2 separate regions of the Homo sapiens genome follow, and region 2 is linked to region 1. The links are chromatin loops, found by intact Hi-C in ENCODE. Cell type or tissue: CD4-positive, alpha-beta T cell. All regions are shown on one strand.

Evidence for each region. Peaks named below come from ENCODE experiments on the same cell type or tissue, not always from the same donor. Only the 100,000 strongest peaks of a DNase experiment are listed, where the experiment ranks them.
Region 2: it touches region 1 in a loop (2.3-fold over the local background); 4 of 110 quality-filtered maps call a loop at or near these places.

Annotation. Positions count from the first base shown.
Region 1 is chr11:44,654,051-44,662,050 of GRCh38, reverse strand. No RefSeq gene overlaps it. Among named protein-coding and RNA genes, the nearest start is that of LINC02704, 43 kb to the left of the region's middle. RefSeq lists enhancers at 6,688-7,303, 7,921-8,000. In CD4-positive, alpha-beta T cell, no CTCF peak of the experiment used is centred here; a DNase peak (open chromatin) is centred at 3,430.
Region 2 is chr11:44,770,697-44,778,696 of GRCh38, reverse strand. The region is part of intron 2 of TSPAN18 (tetraspanin 18); the gene reads right to left. Among named protein-coding and RNA genes, the nearest start is that of TSPAN18-AS1, 38 kb to the right of the region's middle. RefSeq lists enhancers at 819-1,318, 1,319-1,820, 3,785-4,559. In CD4-positive, alpha-beta T cell, a CTCF peak has its summit at 3,050; a DNase peak (open chromatin) is centred at 3,106.

The sequences.
Region 1 (8,000 bases):
CCTTCCCCATGTACACGCCTGCTGAAGTCAGGCCCCTTGGAACACACAGGCTCTCCTTTGTTCACCCCAGAAACCCCTTTCCCACCCACAGATGTGCAGATAACACATACTCAAACACACAGAAATGCACAGACACACACACAGAAATGCACAGACACAGAGACATACACAGAAATGCACAGACACACTCTCACACAAACATAAACCTACACCGAGACACACACAGATACACATGCGCACACACACTCCCACCCTGCCCACTGGGTTGCTTTGCACACCCCTTAGTCAGGGATTGAGGCATATTTGCTAAATAATAAATGAATGCTGATTCTGAGATCCAGGAAGCCAGACAGCCCGGCTGGGCCCTGCCTGTCTGCAGCCTCCCTGCCTCCCCAGCTCCCTGCAGCCTGTTTGAGTGGGAAGACAGTGCAGAGCTGGGGAGCAGGGCAGGGAGAAACTGCTGAGCTGGCGGGGCTGGCTGGGGTTGGCCGTGACATTTCTCTTCCAAGTTGCTGCAACTGGGAGAGCTGGCATTGGGTGAGGGGGTATCTAAGGAGAAGGGAAGGATAAGAGGGAACTCTGGGAGCATTGCTCTGGCCTGGCCTGGGAATGTCTCCCGCCCCACGCTCCCATGGTCTCTAATGGACTCTCCACACCCTGCAAGTACTTGGGGGCCAGACCAGCTAGGCCACATGTGCTGGGGCTCCCACGCCTTGAGTCACGTCTTCTGTGGCCTGACCCACCCAGCCCAACTGGATTGCTTCTCTGCTAAACTTGAATTTGACTCTCTCCAGCTGCAACACAGTTCATAGGGAGAAGTTATCAGCCCACACTTGTCCTGTGTGGAGTTTTTCTGGGGGGCCTCTCAGGGATCTGGTCACAGGATCACTAGGGGAGTGGACAGCTCCTGTTGAGCTGCGGGTGGTTGTGGTGGGGGAATAGGATTGAGCTCAAACTGCGGGGCTGAGATGGCTTGTTGAGGGCAAGGCACTGTTCTGCCCCTCAGAGAAGTCTGCCTGCACCTGAACCTCTGCAGACACTGCTTCCTCCAGGGCACAGATGTGAGCTCAAGAGGGAAGTTGTACACATCAAGGTTCCAAATTAGAGCCCTGGTTAGAGGCAGACCTATTCCAGGGGTACATCTGTATTAGTTCATTCTCACGCTGCTAATAAAGACATATCCAAGACTGGGTAATTTATAAAGAAAAAGAGGTTTAATGGACTCACAGTTCCACATGGCTGGGGAGGCCTCACAATCATGGCAGAAGGCAAGGAGGAGCAAAGTCACATCTTACATGGCAGCAGGCAAGAAAGAGTGTGTGCAGAGGAACTCCACTTTATAAAACCATCAGGTCTCAGGAGACGTATTCACTATCACGAAAACAGCATGGGAAAAACCTACCCACATGCTTCAGTTACCACCCACTGGGTCCCTCCCTTGACAAGTGGGAATTATGGGAGCTACAATTCAAGATGAGATTTGGGTGGGGACACAGCCAAACAATATCAGCATCTAAGACAGAGAATCTACCTGGCTCTGGAAGGCCCTTCAGGAATTGTCTTGTCTAGTGGTTCACAATTTGGGGTTTTATGCACCAGTTGAAAATTACAAAAAATAAACAGGGGTGCTGTCTGACAAGATTACCATCTACTAGCCCTTATTTCATAAACAAAGTGACACTCTTTAACGTCAAAACTGTTGGAGGAAGGTGGGCGTGGTTTCACGATAATGTACAGTTCTTCACATGGAAACACTTCTCTTTTCAGAAAGCCCAATATTTGGTTTTCTCACTTGGAGATAAAATCTCACCCTCACCATCCCAATGGGCAGGATGGCATTTGGAACAACGGGGAAACTGAGGAAGGCCCAGAAAGAAGGGAGGCATGGAATCTGCACAGTGAGGGGCTGAGGGGATCAGAGGTCACATCTTTGGACTTCAAGTCCAGGGCCCTGTCCCTGTAGCTGATTCCCCAGAGCTAGAAGGGGCAGCAGAGGCCCTGTGAGGGATGGGGGCCTGGTACCTGTGGGTGGCCCCTTTCTGCTTCTCAGAAGAGGCTGGGAGGGGTGGCTGTGGCTGCAGGCTTCCTGCCATATCCACAGGGGAACTGAGCCTATCAGCTGCCCTCAGGTCCTCAGGGCCCACCCCAGAACCAGGCTCAGACTACAGCTTCAAATGCTTGCCTCCTGCGTGACTGCCAGTTCCCTCTGGGAACACTCTGTGCCCTTGGCTGCCAGCATCCCTGGCATGACGTTGCTCCAGTGCCAGGAGGGAGGGGGCCACATGTTCCCCATATGCCAACAGGGTGGGAAGTTTATACTGAACAGCTGAGTCGGCCTCTCCTCCTCCTCCCCGCAGCAGAGACTTTCCTGCCTCTCTTCTCTTTGTCCTCCTCAGAGGACCTCCCACTCCCACCCAAGGAGGAGACAGAACAGAATGTTTCAGCATTAGCAGGGCCCCATGCTGTCCAAAGCATGTCCACATGCATGGGTTTTAATTCAACAAATACGCATGCCCTGAAATCAAACAGAAATCAAACAAGGCACGTGCCCTGTTCCAGGAAGTGCAGGGAGAGGTAAAGGTAAGCTCATCAGAGAACAATGAGTCCTCCAACTCTCCATCCCATTATCCATCCGTTGATCTCTCCATTTCTCCATCCATCCTTCCCTCTGTTTCCTGTTCCTCTCCGTTCCTTCTTCAGTCTCTCCATCCCTTTATTCTTCATTCCCTCTCTACCTTTCAATCTCTTCATCCATCTCTCTCTCTATTCCTCCAGCCACTTCTCTATCCTTCCTCTGATCTTTCCCTTATGCCTCCACCTATCCCTACACCCCATTATCCCTTCATCCAGCCACCATCCATCTTTTCCTACCTCTCTCCATCCCATTATCCATCCGTTCACCTCTCCATCCCTCCCTGGATCTCTCAGTCGCTCCATTATTCCATTCACCTTCTACCCTTCCATCCCTTCATCCTTCCATCTCTCCATTTCTCCACCCACCCCTCCATGCTTCCTACCATTTCTCCATGGCTTCACCAATTCCTTTAACCTATTTATCCTTTTGTCCAGCCATCATTCCCTCCCTCCTTCCATCTCATCTCCTCTCCACCTCTCTATCCTTTCCTGAATTTCTCCATCCCTTCATTATTCTATTCACTTTCCACCCTCCCATCCTTCATCCATCCATGTCTCCATTCCTGCACCCATCCCCTCTATTCTGCCCTCCTCCCTCCCTCTGCTCAGCCCTCTGTCTTTCATCTGGCTAATCAGTCTTCTCTCCACCCTCCCTTCCATCCCTCTACCATTTATTGAGTTCTCCATGAACTAGGAAGTGCCACAGTATCTCCTCAGGGGATCAGCATGCTTCGCCTTGTGACATGTTAATAAATGTTTATTGCCTGGACCTAATGGTGCCCCCAGCCGTCAGGAGCTTGCATGACAGTGCGTTAAATCCACAGCTGACACCAATTCTGCTGGGTCTGCAGGTGGAACTGGGTCTGTGCTTGGGAAGCAGGTGGGCAGAAGAGAAACATTGGAAAGACCCAGCTTTCAAGAGTGCTTACAATGAGCAGAGTCCTCTCACACACTCTCTTTTCCTCCCAGTAGTCCTACGAGAAAGATGTGATTTGTTCCCATTTTATAACTGAGGAGCTGACCAGCAGCCCCGGCCCAGGAAGGGAATCTGAGAGTGCCTCTGCTCTACCATCTGCTCCCTTTTGGGGATCATATGTGTGGTGCCTGTTGTTTTTTTTAAATACAAATAAGAGTGGGTTGATTTATTCATTTTAGCAAACAAAAATAGTAAATTTAATGTAATCCCAATACAATTTCTCAAATGCTCGACTCAAGCAAGGAGAAAGCCTGTGGAAATTTCTAGTTTGGCAGAGTGACAATTTGTTTTTGATCCTCTTTGGGCCTTATTCTACATAACCCCCACTTTTTTCAAAGTAGATATGTGCCACTTTCCATTGTTTTTATAAGCATGTTCCTTACTTACGCTATCAAAGATAGAGGGAGTTGAGATATGGGTCTCTTCCTCTCCTAAAAGCATCTGCTGGCATCGCTGTGACAATATGCAAATGGCAGGGAATATGTTCTGCTTTCCTCAATTATCAGAAAGTCACTCCCACCTGGGTGACAGAGGGAGACTCTGTCTCTTAAAAAATTTTTTAAAAAGGAAGTCATTTTTCTGTTCCTTCAGGCACATCCATAGCAATGCTTGTACTGTGAATTTAAAACTCCCAACCCGATACATATTTTATTTTATTTCTTATTTCTTTTTTTTGAGATGCAGTCTCACTCTGTCACCCAGGCTGGAGTGCAGTGGCACAATCTCGGCTCACTGCAACCTCTGCCTCCCGGGTTCAAGCAATTCTCCTGCCTCAGCCTTTTGAGTAGCTGGGACTACAGGTGCCCGCCACCATGCCAGGCTAATTTTTGTACTTTTAGTAGTCAAATTTTCGCCATGTTGGCCAGGCTGGTCTCGAACTCCTGACCTCAAGAGATCGGCCCGCCTCGGCTGCCCAAAGTGCTGGGATTACAGGCATGAGCCACCATGCCTGGCCCTGATAGCATGTTTTAAAGAGAAGGAATGACATAAGGACAAATAACATGTTATATAACAAATAGCTTTAGCTACTTCTCTTATGCTTCAAACTTTTTGTGCTTAATTTTTTTTTTTGAGATGGAGCCTCTTTGTTGCCCAGGCTGGAGTGCAGTGGTGTAATCACAGCTCACTGCAGCCTCAGACTCCTGGGCTCAAGCGATCCTCCCACCTCGTCCTCTCAAAGTGCTGGGATTACAAGCATGAGCCACCACACCTGGCCTAAAATTTATTTTTAATAAAAAAGGATTGATTTATTATAGTTCAAATATATAAAATTAGCATTCAAACATCTTAAAATCAAACTTCAGAAACAAAAGTTTAACATCAAACAGGAGTACAATTTTCAGGGAGCATCCAGAAAGTAATTCGTTGTCTAGTCCAAAACATTGACAAAGATCATTTCATGATCAATAAAATGCATTTTACCAGTACCTTTTTTTTTTCTTTTTTCCTTTTTCTCATGTCTTCATAAAATCACCAGCAGTTCTATTCCGGCCCACATCTTATTGACTGTGGCTCCATACCTCTTTAGTGGCACTTTTGTTTCTTTGGAATTCTTCCCTTGCCCAGTCCTTCAGGTATTTGTTATCAGAATCATTTGAAACTGGCCGACTTGCTTGCAAAATCTTTTTGTAGCAGAGGAGAACTTGTTGCCACCTCATGAAGTGCTTTAGCAATTTTTTTTTTTTTTTTTTGAGATAGAGTTTTCCTCGTTGCCCAGGCTGGAGTGCAGAGGCACGATCTCAGCTCACTGCTACCTCCACCTCCCTGGTTCAAGCGATTCTCCTGCCTTAGCCTCCTGAGTAGCTGGAATTAAAGGTGCCCACAACCACACCCGGCTAATACTTGTATTTTTAGTAGAGACAGGGTTTCACCATGTTGTCCAGGCTGGTCTTGAACTCCTGACCTTAGATGATCCACCTGCCTCGGCCTCCCAAAGTGCTGGGATTACAGGCATGAGCCACCTCGCCCAGCTGAACTTCTTTAGCATTTGCGTCACCAGTGGGGAAACGGGAATCAGCTATGTCCCCCAGACAGCGTTCCCCTCAGCCCCCTTTTTGGTTTCACCATAAATCTCCCCTTCGGCAAATTCTCTGCCCCAAGCAGAGCCCACTCTCCAAGTCTCCCTGTGTTTGCTTCTACCGTTTCCTCTAGCTTGGAATACCCCAGTCTGCTTTTCCAACAGAACAAATCCTGCCCACTTTCCATACTCATCCCCGAGGACCCCTCCCTCAGGAGGCCTTCCCAGATTGCCCCACCTCCCCCAACTTTAGCAAGAGTTGATGGTTTCCTTTGTTCCCACAAAACTTCATTTACTCCCCCTGTACACACATACCATTCTCTGCCTTATCTGCAGAAGTGTTGGGTGAGGGGGTGTTGTGTCTGTCTTCTCCCTTTGAGCTCCCTAAGCGGGTTGGGGCCTGCTGTCTAAATCACATTGTTCCCCCTCTGCCCCCAACACACACACATAGCCTAACACCAGAACAAGCAGTAGGCAAGGGATAAATGCAGTTGAACCAGATTTATAACCAGGGGTGACATTAGATATTTACTGGTGGGCCAGGCGCAGTGGCTCATGCCTGTAATCCCAGCACTTTGGGAGGCCGAGGCGGGTGGATCACGAGGTCAGGAGATCAAGACCATCCTGGCTAACACGGTGAAACTCCGTCTCTACTAAAAATACAAAAAATTAGCTAGGTGTGGTGGCGGGCGCCTGTAGTCCCAGCTACTCGGGAGGCTGAGGCAGGAGAATGGCGTGAACCTGGGAGGAGGAGCTTGCAGTGAGCCGAGCTTGTGCCGCTGCACTCCAACCTGGGCGACAGAGCGAGACTCCATATCTAGAAAAAAAAAAAAAAAAAAAAAAGAATATTTACTGGCTGGGTGCATTGCGTCATGCCTAGGAGGCCGAGGTGGGCGGATCACCTGAGGTCAGGAGTTCGAGACCAGCCTGGTCAACATGGTGAAACCCCATCGCTACTAAATATACAAAAATTAGCCAGGCGTGGTGGTGCGCCCCTGTAGTTCCAGCTACTCAGGAGGCTGAGGCAGGAGAATCACTTGAACCCGGGAGGTGGAGGTGGCAGCGAGCTGAGATCACTCCACTGCACTCCAGCCTGGGCAACAGAGTGAGACTCCATCTCAAAAAAAAAAAAAAATATTTACTAGCCAGCAGAGTATGGACAGCAGCTAGTCAGAAAGGGAAGAATCAACAAAGCATGACTGCTATCTGTAATTTCCAAAGAGCTTCGGCCTTTGCTAGCCCCTCCTGACCTGACCTCCATCTGAGCATGAGCAAGAGGTTGAGAGGCATTCAGCACTGGGGGAGGTCGGGAGCAGGGGGTAGCCCTGGGCTGTGAACCTTGCCAGGACTTTCTAGCTAGCAAGCACAAGGCTAGGGCTGGAATTCAAGTAGTAGGACTCTCAGGACCCGCACTGTGGGACAGCCCACACCCCTAGCTTGGCTTTGGAGTAGGTCAAGACGTAGCCTGGGTGCAGGTGGTGGGTGGGACTTGTTAGAATAGGGGAAAGGCTGGCATTGTGGAGCCAGGCCTATGCTTGTTACTCCTGGTTGTGTCATGTGTGGGAGCTGAGCCTGCAAGGGCCATTTGGAAAAGAGGCCCCGTCGGTGCCTGCGGGGCTCCCTGCGCTGGCTCTGCAGAGGGCCCAGCTTTGCCAGCCACATGGCGAGGCTGTCTGCAAGACCGGGGAGGCATCGCTGAACTCCCGGAGCCTTGGCTTTATTCTGTAAAATGGATGCAATGGTATTTATGTTATAGGCTTGTTAAGAGCATGGCTTGTGATAAAGCTCTTGCCTGGGTCATAGAACGCTCAAAGTAACATTGGTTCCCTTCCCTTCTGCTCCCCTGCCCCTATACTTGGGCAACCAGGTGGGGAATGGAGGAAGGGGGAAGATGGATGGGGCTTCAGCCACTGCCCAGGCCCCTTCTTCAGCCCAGTTCATTCAACAAGGCAGGTGTCTTGACTACTGACATTGTGAACTTCCTTGTTGGCCCGAAGAGCGGGCCGAGAAAGCAACAGTCCTGCCTCGCCTCTCCTGGACCGTGCCACAGACAGCCCAGGGGCTTGCTCACTAGGGAGGCATTCTCATTGCCATTTGGCAGATGAGACTACTGAGGCTCAGAGAGGCCCACTGTCCCAAGTGGCCCACCTAGGGAGTGGCCATGCTGGGGCGGGGCTCCAGGAGTGTGTCCCCCCAACCAAGTCTGTCTCTTTGATAAGGATGAGAGTGAGCGATTATGCCCAGCGCCACACCAGGCACAGGGAGGTAGTCACAGGGCAAGGTCTGGGCACCAGGGCACTGGCCAGGAGGGCAGTCCTGCATCAGCAAGGAAGGAGAAGCGGAGGGCTTCCTGGGGCAAGAGGAGGATGACCA
Region 2 (8,000 bases), 120 kb before region 1:
CACACGCTTAATGGAAAGACTAAATAAATGCGGGTATTAACAAATGCTGGCTGGCTAGCACTGGGAAAGTCCTCAGAGACCAAGTGAGCCATCCCTCTCCCCATTTTACAGGTAGAGAAACTGAGACACAAAGAGATTTCCTCCATTGCAAATTCATTGATGGGGCTACCCTAAGGTCCAGCCACCCACCTACTAGAAGGCCCTTCACCTTCCTTCTAGAAGGCCAGCTGGAATCAATAGATAGTGCCTGCCTAGCTTGTTTTCCAGAGGATTCTGGAACCAACAAAAGTGCTGCAATTGATTGGTGATGTCTGCGGGGAAAAAGAGAGGGAGGAGTGACAGACCAGAGACCTCCCATTTACACCTCTTGGCCCCAAGGAAAGGGGAGATGAGGGAGAAACTCCCCTCTCCCCATAAGAGGCTACTATTTGCCAACTCAGGCCCTTAAACAAGAGGTGTGCTCCTTCTGGCTAGCTACACAAGTTGCACCATCCTGGGCAATCTCTCCCCTCTCCCCACCTTCCTTCCCCACCTCAGAACTAGAAAGAACCCAGCCCAGCCCCCATTTCTAGTTCTACCTCCTTCTTCCTCCCATGGGTGCTCTAACCACACCAGAAGACTAACTGCCCCACCCCCCACCTGGAGCATAATTCCCATCTGCTCAACCTCTCCAAGGGTTCTCCTGTGCTCTACCCCCTAGGGTATCCTTTCTGTTGGGGGGAAAAATCCTTTAAGAGGCACCTTCTCTCCTGAGCCAGCTTGCCCCAGAGCCCCGCAGACAGAACCCACACATGTGGTGCCTACCTGGGTATCCCTAGTCCCTGAACCAGGGCTTGGCATACAGTTAGCGCTCAATAACTGCATGGTAAATTAAATTGGCACGTCTACCCGGACACCCTCCTGGAGCTGGCATAAAGACTACAAGGAGTTGCAAGAAAGAAAAGGGGGGGAGGTGGGAGGCAGGCTTCAGGGAACCACAGTGTGATCTATTAACAGTGGGAGAGGAGAGAGAATGAATTCATTTCCTCCCTGTAGTAATTTGCCTGTAAATATTCACAAACCATGCAATTTCTCTCAGCCTTCCCATTAAAGACAAATGCATAAATAAACCAGCCCTACCCAGGGGCTTTGCACACAGGCTGTTGTTCCTCTCCTAAAATAATAGGGTGACTATTCACTTAGCTGCAACCTCCCCATCCCCACAGAATTCCGGAGGGGTCCTGGGAAGTGGGTGAGCTGGAGAACAAGGCAGCAGCTTGGCATAAGTAGGTGCTGGTGACCGGGAGCTGAAGCAGAGTTGCTTGCAGGACCCAGGAGGTGGCTGAGCCAGCAGCCCAGAGGCCAGATGAGGTGGCCTCACCTTGGCAGGGTGTCCTCCCCACCCCCAACCCAATCCCCCATAAAGGGTTCAGAGGTCACACATAGGTCTCTTCACTCCATGGATCCCTTGATATGGAAAAAAACAAACACCTCTTGAGATGCTAGAAATGTATGACATATGGGGGAGCACAAAAGTTCCCAAATAGGGAAGCTATTTGAGGGCCAGCATCCCCCAGGCAGGGTACCCTACTTCAGGGGCCATGGCAGGGCAGAAGTCTCCCATCTAGGTCCGCTCCTAAGCTACCCTCAGGTCTCTCTTAACATCTTTCTTTAGAACCAGGCCTGGGGAAGCACCCAGAGAGGGGTAAAGTGCCAGACAGTGCAGGAAGCCAGCTTGTGAGAGGGGGTATCTTTCTCCTCCCCAGGCTGCCCATGCAGGCTCCTGGGGCACCAAAAGGGAGCTTGGGTCCCAAACCCAATCCCTTTAAAACACTCAGAATATAAGCCAAATCTAGAGAAGCATGGTGAAACTAGACACACTCAACCAGGTCCTAGGATGACAATGGCCAGCCCTGACCCAGCACTTCCTCAGCTACCTTCCCTGGAATCCTCATGGCAGCCCTAGGAGGCAGGTTTCGATCATTATCCCCACTTTATAGACGGGGAACTGAGGCCCAGACTGTAGTCACACGGAGAGTCGGGGGCAGAGACAGGGCTCAAACCCAGACATTCCAGCTGCAAGTTCTGACTGTAAAACCACCAACACTCAGAAGAAGGACGGCAGAGCAGAAAGAAGCTGGACACAGGGTCCCAGCACTGGTATGTTGATTTCTTCTTCAGGAGAGGTGCTATTTTCCCTTTAAATATATGACGGCTGTGGTCTGCAGCCCACCCACATCCTCACCCTTAACCCCAGCAGTAGCTCTGTAGGGAAAGGTTATCGTGCCCAATTCACAGATAAAGAAACCAAGGCTCGTGAAGCTTAATGGTCTCCCAGCCAGCAAGTGAGAACCAGGATTTAAATCAGGGCCAATACCACAGCTGTCTCTGCTGGCTTCAGTCCCAGCCCCTCCACCAGCCAGATGTGACTCGGGCCAATCTTTCCCCAAGTGGACCTCAGTTTCTACATCTATACAGTGGTCTTACTAGTTCCTTTCCTGAGTCCCGGCCCAGGGTGGCTGGGCAGATAGAATGAGAAGACAGCGAATGTGAAGGCCACTGCAGAGCACACCAGCCTGCACTGCAGGCTGTAAAGCCCAATAACTGGGCCACTCGGTGAAGACTGACATTTACAACAGTGTGCCCAGACGCCCCACAGGATCCTCTGCCAGCAGAGAGATTCAATTATGGTCATTATGGTGCACTTAGGAAAACCAGGGAGCAGCTAATACATTTTAGAAAGATTGGCAACAACAGAGGTTGAATCAAAACGAGTTTTCTACTTAACCCTCAGTTAAACAGAAAATCCATTTAACCACAAGGCAACACCCTGTCTTCCCAGCCTCCAATCACTTTTATAAAAAAATCGTCTGCCACTTAGCTTTATATTTTTATCACCCTGAAAGCTGCCTTGGAATGAAAAATAAATTCATTGATGGAGAGAAAGATGTCATCGACCTCTATAGGTTAGCAGCCTGGAGCAACATCCTCAAGCCCTTGCTCCCTCCAGCGTGGCAAGAACACAATCCTTGTTTCCATCCCTGCCAAAGATGCTGGCGGACGCTGGAGAAAGCAGCCCCAGAGGCCCAAGAGGAGTGCAAATGTACACCTCCCACCCCCGCCACTAGAGGGAGCAAACCAAACCTTTGCAGTCACCGGAGGCTCCCAGAAGGAGGCTGGCAATGAAACGTGCCTGGAGAGGACCTATAGGGATTCGGTGACCTCCAAGTACGCTAAGCTGCAGAGCAGTCCAGAAGTGTGGGCAGGAACAGGAGCGATTCAAGTTAGGAAGAGTGTTCCCAACAAATGGGGAGAGGAACATATTAGCCAGATAGTTCTCCCTATTATTAAGTAAAGCAGCATTGACTACACACGTGCAAAAAGATACTCCAGGTACGGGGTTCCCAGATAAAATACAGGATGCCCAGTGAAGTGTGAATTTCAGATAAACAACAAATAATCTTTCAGTGATTCTTCCTAAATAGTACATGGAACAAATATTGCTTGGGGCAGATTTATGCTAAAAATTGAGTCATTGTCTATAGGAAGTCCAGATTTAGCTGGGCATCCTTTAATTTTATTTGCTGTACCTGGCGACCCCTCCCAGGAGGTATGCAGGTGACAGCAGACACTAGACACAGCTGAGTGTCCAACAGTAGGGGCCCTCCAGCCCTGTGATGCCCAGGAAGGAATCTCACAAACTGTAAGGCCAGGAGAGATGGGGAAAAAAAGCAGGAAGCCCAACTGAACGGACTTTCTGGTGTCAACTATTGAACACATGCCTGAGTGTGAACAAAAGCAGGAAACGAAGGAGGCTCTGGTCCTAAGAGAGGAAGTGAATGATTTCTTTTCCCTTCATTTTCCAAGCTCTGAATTGTTTTATTGTCTTAACAAGAACAGCCACACACACACAACCAAAGTGCTCAACTTTTCTTATCTTTTGAGATCAACCTGGTTGTTCTATCAGGTGGTGAGTCCTTCGAACTCAGGGAGTGGGAGTTTTTCATCTCTGAACCCCAGTGGATGCCTAGTGAATGGAGGAAAGAAAAAAAGAAGAAAGGGAGGGAAATAAGGAGGGAAGAAGGGAGGATGAAGGAGGCTCTGTCCATGCAAAAGCCAAGAGCTGGGAGGTCCCCAATTGCAAGGTGACTTCTGAGGACCACAGGGACCTCCAGGCAGAAGGAGCCAACTCTGTCACCCCAGGTCTCCTTGCTACCTCTCCTGAATAGAGAGGTTTTGAGGTCAGGAGCCTGGATGCTATCTGGACAGCAGTCAGCCCAAAGCCTGGCCCCAGGCCTGTGGGCCACCTGCCATCACTTCCTCTGCATTTACTAAGAGAAGCTGCCCAGCATGGGGACACACTGTGAGATGCAGGAATGAGCCTGTCTGAGGAGCTTCCCCCAGGGACAGAAAGCAGATACCACACCCCTGGGCTCTGCCCCCTCCTTCTCCCGTGGGACATGCCTGCCTGCCTCTTGGTTCAAGTTCAGTTTAAACAGATGTTCTGTTCCTAAGAAGCCCTGTCTTTGAAGTCCAGGAGAAAAATCTCAGCTCCAAAGGGACCTTTCCTACTGAAGAGACTCTCTGGGGAGTCTCGGCAGAAATAAAAAACAAAACCCCTGGATCCTTATCTCCTGGTATTTATGAGATTTTTAATTAGAACAGCTGCCTCCATGGGCTACACTGCTGAAAGGGAAAGGGAAGGAGAGAGAGGGGCTGAGGGTGGGAGTCCGACTGAGGAGCACAGGACCGGGAGGGAGGCAGCCTCGCAGGCTCCAAACTGCCTCTGAGATGAAGCTTTTAGTGCCCAGCTCTCCATAACCCCAAGCACGGGTACACAAATGGTGCTCAGAACCCTGGTGGCTTTTACGAACTGCAACCAAATACTTATTGACCCAGGGTTCCCAGGACGCCAGGGGTTCCCAGGCTGGTCTTGTGTCCATCCATTCCACCTGGAGACTACCTGGTCCTATTGCAGGACTCAGCTACAGGGTCTCCCCAACCTTCTGACCACCGTTCCATCCCATCCCCCCACAGCAACCCTCTTGGAAGCATCTTGCTATGGGCATGCCAAGAGCGGGGCAGTGGAAGCCGTCCTTCCAGGGAGCTGGCAACAAAGGGATGAACTGCCTGTAGGGAATTTTGAAACAAACCTAAAACCCACAAAAAGCTGACAGTTCTAAACAATGTCGGTGATAAAATGCTCTGCTTTGAGAAAAAAAAAATCTTTTAGTGATCTAAGTTCTAAACAATTGCTGCAGTCACTGGTGGGTTTGTTTTTTGTTTTTTGGGTTTTTTTTTGAGATGGAGTTTCACTCTTGTTGCCCAGGCTGGAGTGCAATGGCGCAATCTCAGCTCATCACAACCTCCGCCTCCCAGGTTCAAGCAATTCTCCTGTCTCAGGCTCCCTAGTAGCTGGGATTACAGGCATGTGCCACCACGCCCGGCTAATTTTATATTTTTAGTAGAGACGGGGTTTCTCCATGTTGGTCAGGCTGGTCTCGAACTCCCGACTTCAAGTGATCCACCTGCCTTGGCCTCCCAAAGTGCTGGGATTATAGGCATGAGCCACCGCGCCTGGCCAGTGAGTTTTAATAATGTGTATGTAAGCTTCAAATGAGCATATTTTTATTACTTAGGCTTTAAAACACATTGTGTTTGCATAGGTGTGAATTCAGAGAGCACCTACTTATTCAGTCAGAAGCCAACATGTGTGGATCCTGTGATACCTGTTCATTTGGAGAATAAGAACTCAAAATCGGGCTCAGTGCAGTGGCTCACGCCTGTAATCCCAGCACTTTGGGAGGCTGAGGCAGGTGGATCGCCTAGGTCAGAAGTTCGAGACCAGCCTGACCAACACGGAGAAACCCTGTTTCTACTAAAAATACAAAATTAGCTGGGCGTGGTGGCACATGTCTGTAATCCCAGCTACTAGGGAGGCTGAGGCAGGAGAATCACTTGAACCGGGGAGGCGGAAGTTGCAGTGAGCTGAGATGGCGCCATTGCACTCCAGCCAGGCAACAATAGCAAAATTCCATCTCAAAATAAATAAATAATCAATAAATAACAATGCAAAATAATACAGAAACTCCCAATACAGTGTATTACCTATCATGAATAAACTAGAGATTATTTAAAGTATACAGTATATAAGCAAATACTACTCCATTTTATATCAGGGACTTAAGCATTAATGCATTTTGCAAGTTTCTTCATGTATTGTTTTCTCTTTTGTCAAAATATCTATTAACGTAATTAAGAACTGTTGACCCGTTACCTTTTTACATTTTCCATGTCATAACGGTTGTTTACTGGCATGGTTATACATACAAAGTTCACAAAAATTTCAGTCTGTTTCTTTTCTGGCCATTATTCTAATTGATTTTATTTCATCATTATTATTGAAAATAATTTTGTTGTATAGAGGAAGCAAGTATACAAAAATCATGTGCTCTAGGTGTCATATATCCTAGAGTGATGGATAATTTGGGTCAAACATTATTCTGGGAGTGTCTTCCAGGCTGTTTCTGGATGAAATTGACATTTAAACAGGTAGATTGAGTAAAGCAAATGGCCCTCCCCAATGTAGCTGGATCTCATCCAATCAACTGGAGACCTAAATAGACCAAAAGGCTGAGTAAGAGGAAACTTCACCAGTCTGACTTCTTGAGCTGGAACACTGGGCTTCTCCTGCCCTTGGACTGGAACTTACACCATCAACTCTCCTGAGTCACAAACTTAAAGTGCTGATCTCAGGATTTCTCGGCCTCTATACTCACATGAGCCAATTCTTCATAATAAATCTCTTTATATAAACAGTCATCTCTTAGAATCCACGGAGGTATCCATCCCTTGCTTCTAGGACCGTCTTTGATATCAAAATGTATTAATGCTCAAGTCCCTGATATAAAATGGAATAGTATTTGCTTATAACCTATGCACATCCTCCTGTACACATTAAATCATCTCTAGTTTACTCATGATAGCTAATACACTGTATTGGGAAGTTTTTGTATTATTTTGCATTTTTTTCTAGAATATTTTTGGTTCACAGTTGGTTGAATCCACAGATACAGAATCCATGGATACAGAGGGTTGTATATCCTATCAGATATATATCCTGATATCCTATCTGTATATCCAGCTGACTGTATATTCTACCAGTTGTTTCTCTGGAAAAGCTGATTAACACACCTAGGAATGCATCTGCTGCTCCTGTCACATTTTATGTCAGGCATCAACAGCTGAATGGTGGCCTCCTCCAGCTCAGGCACTACATGTCATTTACATCTGGGGCCCACAGGTAAATAGCTCTGTGCTTCCAGCACAGTTGACACTTGATAAGTGTTTTTGTTCATATGAATGAATGAATGAATGATCTGACAGAGACATTAGAAGATCCAGCCAGACCTTGCAGCAAGGCATAGAGCTTCATTTCTCCACTCATCCTCAAGCCTCTCACCTTTGCCCCTGCCTAAGGTGCACACTTCTGTTCAGCATATCCGCCCTTCCCTGGGACCAGAATTTTCTCAAATAACACATGACTGCCCTTGACAGTGGCTCAGTCCTCTGTCATCTTTTGCATCTTCACTCACTACCTGAGTGATCTCATTATGGTCAAAGGTTTGAAATACTCTCTATAAGCTGATGGCTCTCAAATTTGGAGACCAGCCCCACCCTCACCCCTGAACCCCAGGTGCATATCTCCATCCACTCCTCTCCACCTCCACTTTAGTGGCTAATAAGCATCTCAACTTAAAATGCCTGAGAAGAACTCAATATGCCCTCCCTCCACTCTCTGCCAGAACCCACCCTAGGCTCTTCCATCTTGGGCCAGAAGCTGTGGTTGGCCTTGACTCCTCTTTCTCTCATCCCCATCCTATCAGCGAGTCCTATCAACTTTGCTCTCAAAATAGATCCTGAATGTTGTGGCTTCTCAGCACCTCCACCACATTCCACCTTCCAAGCCACCTTGCCTCTCCCATGGATTCCAACATCAGTGTTTGTACTGGTCTCCCTGC